Linked DNA regions of Homo sapiens: region 1 is linked to region 2. Evidence: chromatin contacts called from ENCODE Hi-C or POLR2A ChIA-PET data. All regions are on one chromosome and are shown on one strand. Each heading gives the region's core, a stretch centred on a gene start or an enhancer-like site at or near the end of the contact. The rest is flanking DNA. Distances are from core to core; before and after follow the strand shown.

Region 1 (4,487 bases), core at 994-3,493, 470 kb after region 2:
ACTCCAGCCCACCACCAAGAGGCCACCCTCATGTCTTGGGGCCTGGAGCAGTCGGGGCAACAGAGGCCCAGATGCTGTATGTCTAAATGTTTAAAAGTTACCAATCAAGCAACAAGCTGATAAATAAATATTCCCCCTTGACAGTTCAACCTTCAACATGAGCTGATTCAAAGTTCACACCCGAATGGGCAGCATGCAGGGCCAAGCCAAGCTGGGCCTGCCCCATGTGTCCTCCCAGCTCTGACCCCATCCCTGGCCACTGTGTGCATGGCATTCAGGAGGTGGACCCTTCTCTATACTCTCCAAACAGCAGCCCCGGGGCACCCTTCAGGCCTATGGGTGGGCAACACCAGGGGCACAGGTTGGCCTCAGGAGGGTGAGATCCCCATGGGCCCCGGAAGTGGGCTTAGGTTATGTAGGGGAGAGAAGCCTCGGGTTCAGGTACCCAGAGTGTGGTCTAGAATTGGGTGCATGGGCTCGGGGTGGGCACCTCCTCTGCACCCTCCTCCTCATGCTTGTTTCCCAGCATACAGTGTCTTCCTCTGACCTCCTACTGGCCAAACCCTTCATGGCTCTGCAGTAGGCCCACCTCTTCCAGGAAGCCTTCCCGAAGCCCACCTGGCTGAGAGCTCCTCCAACCTTTGATGATGTTCTCCTGCATCTTGGCACTGAATCTTCTAGAGCCACGGTAGCCAACCTTTTAAAATCAGTTGAGGGCACTTAAAAAAATACATCAGTATTTTTACACCTGATTTTTACACCTGGGCCCCAGCCTTGTGCAACAGAACCTAGGGGTGGAGTCTAAGCATGGACAGTTTTTAAAGCCCCAGGCAGCCAGGGCTGAGGACCTTGGCGATGGAGCCTGTTAGTTCGCTTTCCTTGTGTATATCGTCTCTTGAGCATCTCTTCACATGGCCCAGACCTTAATAGACACTGAATAAATATTTGCTGACCCCAGTGACTAAGATTGAAAACCAGAATGCAGAACTGTTCTAGTAATAATTGAGAGACTTGTATTTCATTGGCTTTGCACTAAACCAAATGCTCAGTAACTACTAGTAAATCGAGTAAAATTAACTAGGGCACTAAATGATTATTCTAAGCTTCTTGTGAGTTTCAAGAGAATTCTTTTTGTGGCCTCACTTGTGTCCACATTATTTACTTCATCATTCATTCATTCATCCATTCATCCATCTATCTATCCATTCAGTAAACATTTCTCTGAGCCTCTATAATGTGCCAGGCTCTGAACTAAGCTGCCGGGGAAATAGAGATGAAAGCTCTGGCTACAGCTTAATGGGGAAAACAGATGTGAGCCCAAAGAATTAGAGCGTGCACCGCAGCTGCCACCCATTATTACTCTCTACTGAAAGTCACAAGCTTGGGGCTGATTCATTTTGGCACCAGTATCACCTCCGTGAACCCCTGTGGTCTAAGAGCAGCAGTATTCAAAGTGTGGTCCCCAGACCAACAGGATTGACTTCACGTGACCTAGGGACTTACAAGAAATGCAAATGGTCAGACCCTATCCCAGACTCAGAAACCCCCCAGGTGGGACCAGCAGTCTGTTTGAACAAGACCTCCCGGTCATTGTGAAGCCTGACATGTCAGCGAGCCTTTGCCTTCCAGCCATGTTTCTCAAGCTTGGCTACGCATTCAAATCATTCGAATGAGAAGCTTCCAAAAATTTGGTCCCCAGACCAATTAAATCAGGATCTCAGCTGGTTGTGGTGGCTCATTCCTGTAATCCCAGCAATTTGGGAGGCCGAGGCAGGCAGATCACTTGAAGTCAAGAGTTTGAGACCAGCCTGGCCAACAGTAGGAACCCTGTTGCTACTAAAAATACAAAAATTAGCCAGCTGTGGTGGCGCGCGCCTGTAGTCCCAGCTACTTGGGAGGCTGAGGCAGGAGAATTGGTTGGACTCAGGAGGTGGAGGTTGCTGTGATCCGAGATCACGCCACTGGACTCCTGCCTGGGCGACAGAGTGAGACTATCATCTAAAAAAAAAAATCAGGTTCTCAGGGAATAGGATCTGGGCCTCAGAACTGTTTAAGCTCTCCAGGTGAATGGAATAAAGCCCCGCCTTAGCAGGCGTGAGAATGCCAATCAAAGGCCAGGCTGACTGACAACCACCAGTGCGTCTGGGCCGCTCAGCTAGGACTCCTGCTTCTCTCAAGCCATCTTCACACGGGGGCGTTCAGAACAAGCTCTGCGTTCTATTTCCAGCTCCGAGGTTCCTCTCCCAAGCATGAACTTTGTTCAGACAAGTAGCAGAACCTGCCTTTTCAACGAACACTTGCGAAGTCGGCTCAGGAAGGAAATGTCAGTGATGCCGAAGCTGCCAACTCCGTGCTTGTTGAGTAGTGATTCTTGATCAGTCATACGGGAAGAGAGAGTAAGAGGTGAATCACATGCTGAGTGGTTTGTGCTGTGAATGTTTGCTGAGCTCTTTGGAACTCTCTGGGTATGAGTAACTCAGGCCCTTATGAATTCCTTTTGTCGTCTTAGTCTCCTGTTCTGAACTGAGTTAAATCATATATTACATTGGTAATTTATATATATTTATATATATTATTTCTTTTTTTTTTCTTTTTCAGACAGGGTCTTACTCCTCACTCCTGTTGCCCAGGCTGGAGTGCAGTGGCACAATCACGGCTCAGTGCAGCCTCCACCTCCCGGGCTCAGGTGATCCTCCCATCTCAGCCTCCCAAGTAGCTGGGACTACAGGCACATGCGCCACCACGCCAAGCTAATTTGTTGTCTTTTTTGTAGAGACAGGATTTCACAGCCCAGGCTGTCTCAAGCTCCTAAAACGATCTACCCACTCCAGCCTCCTAAAGTGCTGGGATTACAGGCGTAAGCCACCCCACCCAGCCAAATTATAATTTATCTTATGTTATGATTACATGTATTGTAATTAGCAAGTGCATAGAAAAATATAATCACAAGAGCTCTCCCTCTCCCTCTCCCACTCCCTCTCCCTCTCCGTCTCCCTCTCCCTCTCCCTCTCCCCACGGTCTCCCTCTCATGCGGAGCCGAAGCTGGACTGTACTGCTGCCATCTCGGCTCACTGCAACCTCCCTGCCTGATTCTCCTGCCTCAGCCTGCCGAGTGCCTGCGATTGCAGGCACGCGCCGCCACGCCTGACTGGTTTTGGTGGAGACCGGGTTTCGCTGTGTTGGCCGGGCCGGTCTCCAGCCCCTAACCGCGAGTGATCCGCCAACCTCGGCCTCCCGAGGTGCCGGGATTGCAGACGGAGTCTCGTTCACTCAGTGCTCAATGGTGCCCAGGCTGGAGTGCAGTGGCGTGATCTCGGCTCACTACAACCTACACCTCCCAGCCGCCTGCCTTGGCCTCCCAAAGTGCCGAGATTGCAGCCTCTGCCCGGCCGCCACCCCGTCTGGGAAGTGAGGAGTGTCTCTGCCTGGCCGCCCATCGTCGGGGATGTGAGGAGCCCCTCTGCCTGGCTGCCCAGTCTGGAAAGTGAGGAGCGTCTCCACCCGGCCGCCATCCCATCTAGGAAGTGAGGAGCGCCTCTTCCCAGCCGCCATCACATCTAGGAAGTGAGGAGCGTCTCTGCCCGGCCGCCCATCGTCTGAGATGTGGGGAGCGCCTCTGCCCCGCCGCCCCATCTGGGATGTGAGGAGTGCCTCTGCCCGGCCGAGACCCCGTCTGGGAGGTGAGGAGCGTCTCTGCCCGGCCGCCCCGTCTGAGAAGTGAGGAGACCCTCTGCCTGGCAACCACCCCGTCTGAGAAGTGAGGAGCCCCTCTGCCCGGCCAGCACCCCGTCCGGGAGGGAGGTGGGGGGGTCAGCCCCCCGCCCGGCCAGCCGCCCCGTCCGGGAGGGAGGTGGGGGGGGTCAGCCCCCCCGCCCGGCCAGCCGCCCCGTCCGGGAGGTGAGGGGCGCCTCTGCCCGGCCGCCCCTACTGGGAAGTGAGGAGCCCCTCTGCCCGGCCAGCACCCCGTCCGGGAGGGAGGTGGGGGGGTCAGCCCCCCGCCCGGCCAGCCGCCCCGTCCGGGAGGGAGGTGGGGGGGGGGTCAGCCCCCCCGCCTGGCCAGCCGCCCCATCCGGGAGGTGAGGGGCGCCTCTGCCCGGCGGCCCCTACTGGGAAGTGAGGAGCCCCTCTGCCCGGCCAGCCGCCCCGTCCGGGAGGGAGGTGGGGGGGGTCAGCCCCCCCGCCCGGCCAGCCGCCCCGTCCGGGAGGTGAGGGGCGCCTCTGCCCGGCCGCCCCTACTGGGAAGTGAGGAGCCCCTCTGCCCGGCCAGCCGCCCCGTCCGGGAGGGAGGTGGGGGGGTCAGCCCCCCCGCTCGGCCAGCCGCCCCGTCCGGGAGGGAGGTGGGGGGGGTCAGCCCCCCTGCCCGGCCAGCCGCCCCGTCCGGGAGGTGAGGGGCGCCTCTGCCCGGCCGCCCCTACTGGGAAGTGAGGAGCCCCTCTGCCCGGCCACCACCCCGTCTGGGACGTGTGCCCAACAGCTCATTGAGAACG
Region 2 (4,826 bases), core at 723-3,222:
GAGTGGAGAAGAGCAGCCAGGGCCTGGGGCAGCGGCGCCCAGCAATGCCTGCTGCACAACGCCCAGGCCTGAGCCGCCGAGAGGACTCAGACTTGCAGCCTCGAGCAGCCACTGTCTGGCTCAAGTCAGGAGCTGGGAAGCTGCAGATCAGCCCCCACTTCTTGAGGACCGTGATGACAAAAGCTTCCTCTGGGGACCTGGCTGCAATGGCCAGCAGAGAGGCAGGCCCTTTCTCCACCTCCATGCAGGCCACGGAGCCTCACCTCCCCTCCCAGGTGGCACATGTGTCCAGAGTCTTTCCTCACCATCCCAGAGGGGTCACAAAGGATGGCTGGGAACCATGACGCAGGAGTGACGTCTTGCCAGAGCTGCAGGACCCAAGCACTTTCCTCCGCCCAAGTCCATCTTCTTGTCATCAAACTCCACCCAGGCCCCTTTCCATGTGGTCTCCTTGGTCACACAACGCCTGCATGCCCCCCTCAGCTCTGCCCTCCACTCTGCCCCACAGGCTGCTGGTAAGTCTCTCCTGCAGCTTCTCACAGCTGGGAGCCGCAGTTTTTCATCTCTCCAAACTCCTAGCCTGGAGCCAGACACAGTCACCATCACAAGGGAAACGGAGGCAGGGCCAGGTGTAGTGGTGCACCTCTGTGATCCCAGCACTTTGGGAGGCTGAGGCGGGAAGATCGCTTGAGCTCAGCAGTTTGAGATCAGCCTGGACAATATAGTAATACCTCATCTCTAAAAAAAATTAAATAAATAGCAGGGCATGGTGGTGCACACCTGCGGTCCCAGCTACTCAGGAGGCTGAGGTGGGAGGATCACTTGAGCTCCAGAGGTTGAAGCTTCAGTGAACTGTGATCACACCCCTGCACTCCAGCCTGGGTAACAGAGATAACCATCTCAAAAAGAAAAAAAAAGAAGAAACGATAATAGAGGGCCCACCTTGTGCCAGGCACAGTGGTCTAAGGGCTTTTCAGGCCTTAACTCATTAATTCTCATGAAATCCCGAAAAAGTATATACTATATTCATGGCCGGGCATGGTGGCTCACGCCTGTAATCCCAGCACTTTGGGAGGCCGAGGTGGGCGGATCACCTGAGGTCGGGAGTTCGAGACCAGCCTGACCAACATGGAGAAACCCTGTCTCTATTAAAAATACAAAATTAGCCAGGCGTGTTGGTGCATGCCTGTAATCCCAGCTACTCAGGAGGCTGAGGCAGGGGAATCGCTTGAACCCGGAAGGTGAGGTTGCAGTGAGCCGAGATCGCACCATTGCACTCCAGCCTGGGCAACAAGAGTGAAACTCCGTCTCAAAAAAAAAAAAAAAAGTATATACTATATTCAACCTCAATTTACAGATGAGGGCCAGGCACGGTGGCTCATGCCTATAATCCCAGCACTTTGGAAGACCGAGGCGGGAGGATCACCTGAAGTCAGGAGTTTGAGACCAGCCTGGTCAATATGGCGAAACCCCGTCTCCACTAAAAATACAAAAATTAGCCAGGCTTGGTGGCACATGCCTGTAGTCCCAGCTACTTGGGAGGCGGAGGCATGAGAATTGCTTGAACCCCGGAGGTGGAGGTTGCAGTGAGCCAAGATCGCACCACTGCACTCCAGCCTGGGAGACAGAGCCAAAAACAACAACAAAAATTATGGATGAGGAAAGTGAGGCACAGAAAAATGAAGTCACCTATCAGGATTTTGAGCCCGGGAAGTCGGGCTCTGCATGGTCCATGAAGGCTGGGAGAAAGCCCCTCATTCACTGGGACACACAGCTACTGCACTGCAATTCACAGTGGCCATACTGCAAGTGCTCAGGTGACATGTGTGTGGCTCCTGGCTGCCGGGTCACACAGCGTGGGGCTAGGAGATGGGCAGGAGGAGAATCAACCCCAATTCACAGATGCTGAAACTGAGGGCACAAAGGGGGAAGCCACTTGCTGAATGAGTCACAGCTGGCAAGCGACAGCGGCTCCGTTTTTAGCCAGCACGCTGCACAGCTGCCGCTGCATCAAAGGTTCTGCACAGGACTGCAAGTCCCGGGGGAAAGGCTGGGAAATACAGAGGGGAGGCAAAAGGAGAAACGCAGAGAGAAATAAGGACAAGGGCGGACAGAGGCGGAGCAACTCACAGTGAAGGACAGAGGAGGGTTGGCTGGGGGAATGGTGCAGCAGAGGGAAGGGTGGCGGTGCCCCAAGACCCTGCACCTTGAAGGGCCTGGCCCTGGAGGCCGCTGTCCCCTCCTCTCCCAGCCATGCACTTTATTCTTTTGCTCTGAGGAAAATTACAGCGACTGCCTCTGCCCCCCAAGCCCGAGCGGTTCCAGTCTGTCCCCCAATGAAACACGCCAGCCCTGAGTCATGGGTGGTCACCACTGCTGGGAGCAACGCTCCTGCCTGGAAGACAGCACAGACTGCGGGGCCACTGCTGGCATCCGCAGTGGACACTCAGCCGCTGTCCCTTCCCACCAGGGCAACGCATGGAACAGAGCTGGCCATCCTCAGGGGAGAGCAAGGGAAAGCTCATCACCAGAAGCCCAGTGCTGCCGGGTACAGGCACGAGGGCTTTGCTTTAGGCAACCTCGTTCTGTGCCTGGCTCCCCGGGTCTCTGGCGTGAGCCATGAAAGACAGCTGCTCTGTGCGGTTGCAAGCGGCCGTCGAGCTCCCCAGCTTCCCATCCCACGACCTTCACCCTCCTCTGCACAGAAGCATGGCTGCCGCCCTGAAAGAGCCTCTGTCTCCACATCCGCTTCAGTCTCCTGCCTCTGCTGCCTGCAGGCTGACCTCAACATTTCCATGTTTCCACCAAGTGGAACCATGCTATTGAATGCTGTTATTGTCGCCATCCCCGTTATCCTAGCAACATTTCCTAAGATTGGGACCCGGGACCACCGGGTCATGTGATGCACAGGCAGGTGCATCTTATATGGCCCCACAAGCCTACCTCCCTCCCTGCAGAAAGCCCAAGTCCAGGGGCTAGGGTTCCATCCTGTCCCCTCCACTCCCCTCCCTTCTGGGGAACTTGGTGAGCAAGTCCTGAATCCATATAAGCAATTGGCATTGGTATCTGTGGTTGTCTCTGTCGATCACAAGGGCTCTGGTAGAGGATGGTGCCCACATGCATCCATCTTTCCCAGCCCTGGACTCTCCCTGTTCTCCTGGCAGGTGCAGAGGCCAACGCACCTGACTTACATCTGTTGCCCTGACACGTGAGGAAAGAGGAACACAGAGGAGAGCTGCTGCTGCGAGGAGGGGGCAGGGGATCTGCACGCCCAGACACTCGAGGGATTCTAGAAGCTTTTACCCACTCCCCTTCGCAGCCAGGGCCTCAAGGGTGGGTCAGGCAGCCACCCCTGGATTAGCCGCCACTGCGTCCCTCCCCCAGCTCTGCTCACATCTGCTTCATTACCCACATGCCTCCCTCAGTAAGAAGGAGGTGTGGAAATAACAGCGTTTGTGGGCCCCATCCATACCCCTCCTCCGATGGCCTCTCGACAGCCCAGGAAGCATGAGAGCCGGTGCTCCCAGGCTGCTGCCTGGGCTGGGAACGCTGGCATCTGCCTCCTGCTTCCAGCCAGAGTCATCGACAATATGAAGGCAATAAACAGAGGCTATTCAGGCCAAGCGACCAGGGACAGATGCAGTCATAGATGGGAAGCCAGTGATACACAAAGCAGCACATTCTCTGGGACCTCAGGGGGCCCAAGAAGGGCAGCAGGGGCAGGTGGGGCTCACCCACAACCTGAGCGTCTGCTCAGGACTCGGAATCCAAAGGCCCCACCCACATCTGCCTCCACCTCTGTGGCTTTAGCAGGAATAAACCTAGAGGTCTCAGAACTGGGCAAGGGACACCTCACAGACGCCCACAACCCAACCGGACCCTGGCTTCTTTCACCGACATCAGTGAACTCCCTGCGCCGGGCCAGGATCAGGAACGAACCTGTGGCTGCTGACATGAAGTAAGGATACTCTCCCTTCAAGGACCTCATAGTTGGGACCAGGGGCCAATTACTTCACGCCACCCCATGTTTAAAAATGGGGATATTTCTTTTGTTGTTGTTTTGTTGGGTTTTTGTTTTTTTGAGACAGAGCCTTACTGTGTCACCCAGGCTGGAGTGCAGTGGTGCCATCTCGGCTCACTGCAACCTCCACCTCCCAGGTTCAAGCCATTCTCCTGCCTCAGCCTCCTGAGTAGCTGGAATCACAGGCACACAAATTTTTACTAGAGATGAGGTTTTACCATGTTGGCCAAGCCGGTCTCTAACTCCCAGCCTCAGGTGATCCGCCCACCTCAGCCTCCCAAAGTGCTAAGTGCTGGGATTACAGGCGTGAGCCACCGTGCCACGCCAGTACATTCCATGTGACAATCTGAAATGCTGCCTTCCACCTAGAAAAATAGGAAGGTCTGGATTCCCACCTGGCCCTAGCTGGACTGGCTGAGCAGGTACTGCCCAGTTTCCCACGGCCCCAACCCATCCAGTCCCCTTCCCTGCTTTAGACCCATTTGATAGATGGATCGTCTGAGGCCCAACCACGTGACACCATTAAGGAATTTCTTCTCAGACTTGCTGGAGTGTAAGAAATACCTGGGGCTACCATGATATTTGGGTCTTCAGTGGTTCTTTCTAGAATGCAAGGATGGGAAATAACTTTAGGCCAGCCCAAGTCACAGATCCCTGGGTCTTCCCCAGGCACTGCCATCCCCACTTATATGACAAATAAGGTCCCCATACTGGCCTCTGCCACCCTGGATGCCACCTGGCTGGATAAGCTGCTCTCAGGAGGGAGGGGATCTGTCTTATGTCCCCTCCAAGGCCCCCCACATCA

What was found. Hi-C counts contacts between places; a loop is a spot of excess contacts on that map. ChIA-PET counts read pairs that join two places held with the same protein, here RNA polymerase II (POLR2A). Pooled maps may share reads with other maps.
Region 1: a loop to region 2 is called in a pooled map, with 2.5 times the contacts of the local background. The contact joins two enhancer-like sites. A Hi-C loop is called at or near these places in 1 of 37 single-sample maps with no recorded cell type and 3 of 50 pooled maps. POLR2A ChIA-PET finds 5 or more read pairs at or near these places in 1 of 52 experiments (activated CD4-positive, alpha-beta T cell).

Annotation. Positions count from the first base shown.
Region 1 is chr12:121,989,993-121,994,479 of GRCh38, forward strand. All of the region lies in intron 19 of CFAP251 (cilia and flagella associated protein 251), which reads left to right. Among named protein-coding and RNA genes, the nearest start is that of BCL7A, 30 kb to the right of the region's middle. RefSeq lists enhancers at 1,043-1,092, 2,175-2,274. Within about 2 kb of position 2,244, at least 13 of the 41 ENCODE cell types and tissues checked have a DNase peak (open chromatin) inside an H3K27ac peak, as active enhancers do.
Region 2 is chr12:121,521,204-121,526,029 of GRCh38, forward strand. The region is part of intron 8 of KDM2B (lysine demethylase 2B); the gene reads right to left. Among named protein-coding and RNA genes, the nearest start is that of KDM2B-DT, 57 kb to the right of the region's middle. RefSeq lists an enhancer at 2,009-2,198. Within about 2 kb of position 1,973, at least 3 of the 41 ENCODE cell types and tissues checked have a DNase peak (open chromatin) inside an H3K27ac peak, as active enhancers do.